2 separate regions of the Mus musculus genome follow, and region 2 is linked to region 1. A link is a loop called in an ENCODE intact Hi-C map of the cell type or tissue named here. Cell type or tissue: gastrocnemius. All regions are shown on one strand. Links, peaks and the distances in the headings refer to the core of each region. The heading gives the core; the rest is flanking DNA.

Region 1 (2,914 bases), core at 295-2,794:
GAAAGGAATGAGGGAGTCTTACAGAAATCTTCAACAGAGGTTCACAGGGAGACAGGAAGAAGAGAGAAAACACAGAAAATAGAGTCAATACCATGATGAATTTAAATAATAGTTTGTTACCTACATCTGGTTCACTGAACATTGTAGATTTACTTTTTCATGAAGCAGAGTAAACATAGATTTATTTTTTAAAGATTTACTATTTATTTTGTTTGTATGTATGTATGTATGTATGTATGTATGTATGTATGTATGTGTCTCTGTGTGTACGTGCAATGTGTGCTGGTCCCTGTGGAATTCAGAAGAGGGTATAAGATGCCCTAGGGTTGGAGTTACAGGAGGTTGTGAGGTGCCCCACATAGGGGTGAGGAACTGAAGTCAGGTCCTCTGTAAGAACAAGAAGTCCTCAAAACCTCTAAGCCATCTATCTCTCCAGCCCTAATTGTAGATTTGTTGAAGGAAAGAAAGAACAGAGAGTGGCAGGGGGCTCCAAGTTCTTTTTCTGTTGTTGTTGATTATTGTATGTATGTGGGTGTTTTGTCTTCATCTATATATGTGCACCATGTGTGTGCTTCACCCATAGGGGTGTGAAAAGAGAATCATCTTAAACTAGTGATAGAGTCAGCTGAGAGCTGCCATGAGGGTGCTAGGAATCTAATTTGGATTCTCTGGAAAAGAACCATGTACTTTTAACTGCTGGGCCATCTCTTCAGCTCATATCTTTTTAATTTTCCTTTCCTTTTTCCTTTCCCTTTTCCTTTCCTTTTTCCTTTCCCTTTTCCTTTCCCTTTCCCTTTCCTTTTTCCTTTCCCTTTCCCTTTCCTTTCCTTTTTCCTTTCCCTTTTCCTTTCCTTTTTCCTTTCCCTTTTCCTTTCCTTTTTCCTTTCCTCTTTCCTTTCCTCTTTCCTTTCCTCTTTCCTTTCCCCTTTCCTTTCCCCTTTCCTTTTCCCTTTCCCTTTCCCTTTCCCTTTCCCTTTCCCTTTCCCTTTCCCTTTCCCTTTCCCTTTCCTTTTCCTTTTCCTTTTCCTTTTCCTTTTCCTTTTCCTTTTCCTTTTCCTTTTCCTTTCCTTTCCTTTCCTTTTTCTTAGGCTGGCCCTCAGCTGCTTATGTAACTTAACAGTGACCTTGAACTTCCCTTGCCTCCTGCTCCTGAGTGCAGGTATTACAGGTGTGTACCACCACACTTGGCTTTTAGATTCCTTTCTTATATGATAATTTATATATTAGCGATCTAGTGAGGTTTCATTCTTCACATGATCAGAACCTTGACAAGAGAAACACTGTTTTGGGGAATATAATGTTAATTTAATACTGCTTTGTTCCAGCATTTATGATCATTTTCTTAGGAATTGATTTACATTTTAAGTAAATCTTTATAATGAGTAAAGTATTAGTACAGACATGTTGTATACTGATTCCAGTGTTTTTATTTGTTAAACAAATGTTAGAATCAAATACATTAATAACAGTAATTCTATTTGAGTTAGTGTAACAAGCAGTAGCAACATTTTTGTTCAGTGTAGGAAAGACTTAGGTCCAGCAGAGTGCGCTGTTGACCTTTGTCAAAAGCTGATGCATGGAGCCCCTGGGCTCCCCCCCCCACTTTGAGTTTCCTGTACTCTTGTCCTTCCCTTCTCTCCCCATGTCCTATGTCTTGTTCTACTTAAAGGTATTCTAGAATCTTATGAGAAAACTAACGAGTTTTCCCTGAAAGTGTTTATAAGTCTTTTTTTAATTTTAATTTTATTTAAAATGATTAGTTAGTTAGCTGTAGTATAACTGTATATGCATGCTAGTGCTTATTTATATGATGATGTTTATTATGTATGAGGACACGTCTCTAAGTTGTTTAGAAATGTTAATTCACTTAGAAAATACAGATTTATTTGAGTGAATTTTTACTGATTATATTAATTTATCTTTGTGCTTAGTTTCAAAATCAAACAAAAGTATTTGATTAAGTTATTTTATCAGTCTTATGGGAAAGGTATGGCTTCCCTTAGTTCTACAAGAGGAAATTGGGGTACAATCTTAAGTAACTGGTTCATCTCATAAGTTTGTTGAGTAGAGAAGCCAGATTAGAATGGTGAAACTCCTGCGGAGCTGGGATAAAAGTCAGTTCATATCTGTGCTGTCACAGGTCATATTTGTGCTGTCACAGGTCTTACCTGTGTGCAAGACTCTGTAAGTGTTGCTTCATGATCGTTTCTTGTTTAGTTTCCCAGCATCCTGTGCATTTTCTTTATAGTGTTTTTGCAAGCTCCCTATGGTGGGCATGTTTAAGTGCCTTGTTTGCCTTGTTGGCAGGTTGTTCATAAGAACAAGTACAATATCTGTTGTCCACATTTTTTTATGCCCAGCTTCTAGCACAGCCTGTACTTAAACTCAGATGGTTCTCGAATAAAGTGAATGAAAAAAAAAAGACCTAAGTTAAAAACAACAACAACACATGATTCTCTATTATTTGTAGCTTTTGATGTTACCTGGTAATAAAAGGACACATTTGAACTTGAACTCAGAGATCCACCTGCCTCTGCCTCCCAAGTGCATGAGCAACCACTGACTAGCCATTAAAATATCTTTAGCTAGGGTAGTTCAGGCCTATAATCTCACCACTCAGGAAGCTGAAGCAGGAGGATTATGAATTGAAGGCCAACCCGGGGGCTTCATAGCTAGTTTGAAGCCAGTCTGGTGAGATTCTATGTAGAATAAAAAAGAAGACAGCAGAATAGAACCAGCTGGTCTTTAGTTGTCAGTCTGTGGGTTAGAGATCACAGTATAGGTGTGGCAGCTAGAGAATAACTTTTTTTTTTTTTTTTTTTTTTTTTTTTTTACTATTTTGTCTTATGTGTGTGGTTGCTTTGTCTACGTGTATTACTCTGTACTGCCGGTGTGCGTGGTGCCCGCAGAAGCC
Region 2 (2,914 bases), core at 312-2,811, 180 kb after region 1:
CATTGTTCCAATGTGAGAAAATATTAGCCACTTTATAACAGATGATAGTCTGATACTCTTGATAGGAGCTAAGTACAGCCCAGAGGTGTACCTCTGCCCTTAGGTGTTCCCGCAGAGCACCTGAGATGGCTATGAGGAAACTATGTAACCCATCCCTGTCTTGTCTTATTTTCTCTCAAAGATGCATAGGCCCATGTTACATACATGTTTGCTCCAGATAGCAAACACGTGTAACATGTGTAACATCTTGTCACTACAAACATCAGTGAGCTCGGGGGTGGTGGGGGGGGGTCTTTTTGTAAATTTTCTGAGATCTTTATCTGAGTTTTAAAAGGTAGTCACTTTAAAAAAACAAAACAAAAGGAAAAAAATTCTGGTTGTGCTTGAGTGCATTCGTGTGTGCGTGCCTGTGTTTGTTTGTGTGTGTGTACACCAGCTCATGTGCAAGCATATGTGCATTCATGCATGCGTGCAGGTCAGAGGACAACTTTGGGTGTCAGGCCTTGCCTGTTATCTTGTTTGTGACTGGGTCTCTTTTTTGTTCCCAGCTGTGGACACCAGGCTAGAAGTTCGTGGGGTTTCTCCATCTTGGAGGAGCTCTGGGATGCAAGCTACCACATCCAGTTTTGTATGGATTTGGGGGTTCTGACCTCTGGTCCTCATGCCCCCGGTGCGTTAGCCACTGACTGAGCCATCTCCCTCTTAGTCTAAGACACACAGGCACAAATGAGCTGGCCCAAATGGTGGTGCTCTGCAGAGATCATAAACACTAACTTTTGTTATTCTTCAGTGAGCAGAGAGATGTATGAGAAGCAGACTTCGCATGAAGAAAATAAGATGACCCACAGTGAGGCGGAGGAGAGACTGTAGATGTGGACTAGGAAATTTAAGTATGATAATTAAATTTATACAAAAAATAAAATAATTAGTAATAATAAGATAAAATACACAGGCGGCGGAGCAGAGGAGAATGGACCGGAAGCAGAGGGAATAAGTCAGAGGCTAGAAATAATAGGCATGTTATTTCTGAAAGTGTTCTGTTTCATGCATGTGATTGACAGGTCAGTCTTGTGCTCACCACTGAAGTAGCATGGCCCTCTAGAACAGTGGCAAGGCTCTCTGCTGTCCTCTTTTCCTCTGCTTGCTGTCAATTTAAGAACGGGAAAAGCTAAAACCGATGTCCAGGGAGTCGGGGATAAATTCTGGCCCATGGGTGCGTCACCTGACGGTACGTGACTCTTCTGTGACTGCACTCCAGCAGAAGCTACCACACAGGCTTAGCAGTGGTGTTTGTGGTCACACACCTGAGGTGACCGCATCCTCCTGGGGTTTTCCTTACAGGGAAGTTCAGATAGTACTAGGGAATTCAGCTCCCCCACCCCCAACCCGCCACACATACACACACACACAAAATCCCTCTGCGAGGACTAATGAGATTAAATCTGATGCTGACTGGACAGGCAGAGGAGTGTTGCTTCTTTTTGTTGTTGATTTATCAAGGCTGTAGATGGCAGCCTCGCACTAAGGCATCCTTCCTAAAACCCCTCCCTTCCCCTCCCCTCGCCTCGCCTCACCTCGCCTCCCCTCCCCTCCCTGGCACTTTTGTAAGAAGGAAACTAAAAGCTCTATGGTGCCTGGGGACTTTGCTCACTCACTAGAAAACAGCCAGCTTGTCTTTGTTGGGAGTGAAACTTGTCGGCCCTGCGGTCCAGCACCTCTAAACCCACCTCAATCAGACATCCCCCCACCATACCCATCCTCCTCTGAGTTTTATTAGCGCTCCCGAAAATGCCCACTGTAGGGCTTTGAAAACACGACTTTGTCGGCTCCTCACATTAATGGGCCTTTTTATTTGTTTGTTTTTCTTCCTGATTTATAGACAGCACCCCATTATGCAGGCGGTCTATCTTCCTTTAAATAACTCTCCGGTTATTTATGACTAGCACTGACTTTGAGGCGGGAGCAGGTCACTTTATTTGCTTATGTTAACGGATTCATTCTAGGGCTGTTGCTAACAGTGAGTGGAGCCTGAAAGAAAAGTGGAAGCTCTCAACCGGCCAGAATAATCTGAATTAACTGCAGGGCAGATCCCAAATGCTCATGGGAAGGTTTTGGTTTTTTTTGTTCTTTCGTTTCTGGGGATAGTCTAATGGAATGTTTATAACAACAACAAAATGAGTAATTAATAAATGAAGACTCAATGAATGGCAGGATAGATGAAGCTAGTTTCTGTATTACTTCATTTCACCCCCACTACACGTTCACTGTTGCTCTTGTTTTGTACCTGAAAAAAGCAAGAGCAGAGAAACTCAAAGGCTCACACACAATGATAAAAATTAATAGCAATATAATGTGAAGCTCGATAGAGGAAGATACTTCCTGCTGACTTCTAACCTCCACACATATACACATGGGCACTCATGCAAGCATGCGTGTGTACCAACACACACACACAATCCAAAGACTTGCCTACCCTCTTCTGGTGTGTCTGAAAATAGCTACAGTGTACTCATATACATGGAATAAATAAATAAGTAAATCTTAATAAATAAGTAAATCTTTTTTTTTTTTAATCATCCCCTATCTGCTTGGGTTCCATTCGCACCTCCTGCTCTATACTCTCATGAAAGTAACCCTGACTTTATTTGTGTACTTAACCATTTTTTAAACCAACATAAAACTTTATTTAAAGAAACAGATGAAGCTAGCCAGGCCCTTATCTTAGAGGATTAACTGGCCAGAAGGAATTAGTGTTACGCACACATTCAGGAGCGTCCTCCTGGCTGCGTTTGCCTGAGCTCTGGGTGAAGTGCACACTCAGGAACTGCTAGGGAGCACACAGGAGAACGTCCATGCACACCACACTCAGGAACTGTTAGGGAGCACACAGGAGAACGTCCATGCACACCACACT

What was found. A loop is a pair of places that touch in the nucleus more often than their neighbours do. Peaks named below come from ENCODE experiments on the same cell type or tissue, not always from the same donor. Only the 100,000 strongest peaks of a DNase experiment are listed, where the experiment ranks them.
Region 2: it touches region 1 in a loop (2.5-fold over the local background); 18 of 42 quality-filtered maps call a loop at or near these places.

What each region holds. Positions count from the first base shown.
Region 1 is chr11:86,173,021-86,175,934 of GRCm38, reverse strand. All of the region lies in intron 6 of Brip1 (BRCA1 interacting protein C-terminal helicase 1), which reads left to right. Among named protein-coding and RNA genes, the nearest start is that of Brip1, 27 kb to the left of the region's middle. In gastrocnemius, for the core only: a CTCF peak has its summit at 1,519; a DNase peak (open chromatin) is centred at 1,552.
Region 2 is chr11:85,988,787-85,991,700 of GRCm38, reverse strand. No RefSeq gene overlaps it. Among named protein-coding and RNA genes, the nearest start is that of Gm20759, 34 kb to the left of the region's middle. In gastrocnemius, for the core only: a CTCF peak has its summit at 1,497 (motif pointing right); DNase peaks (open chromatin) are centred at 1,394 and 1,533; H3K4me3 peaks cover 738 bases.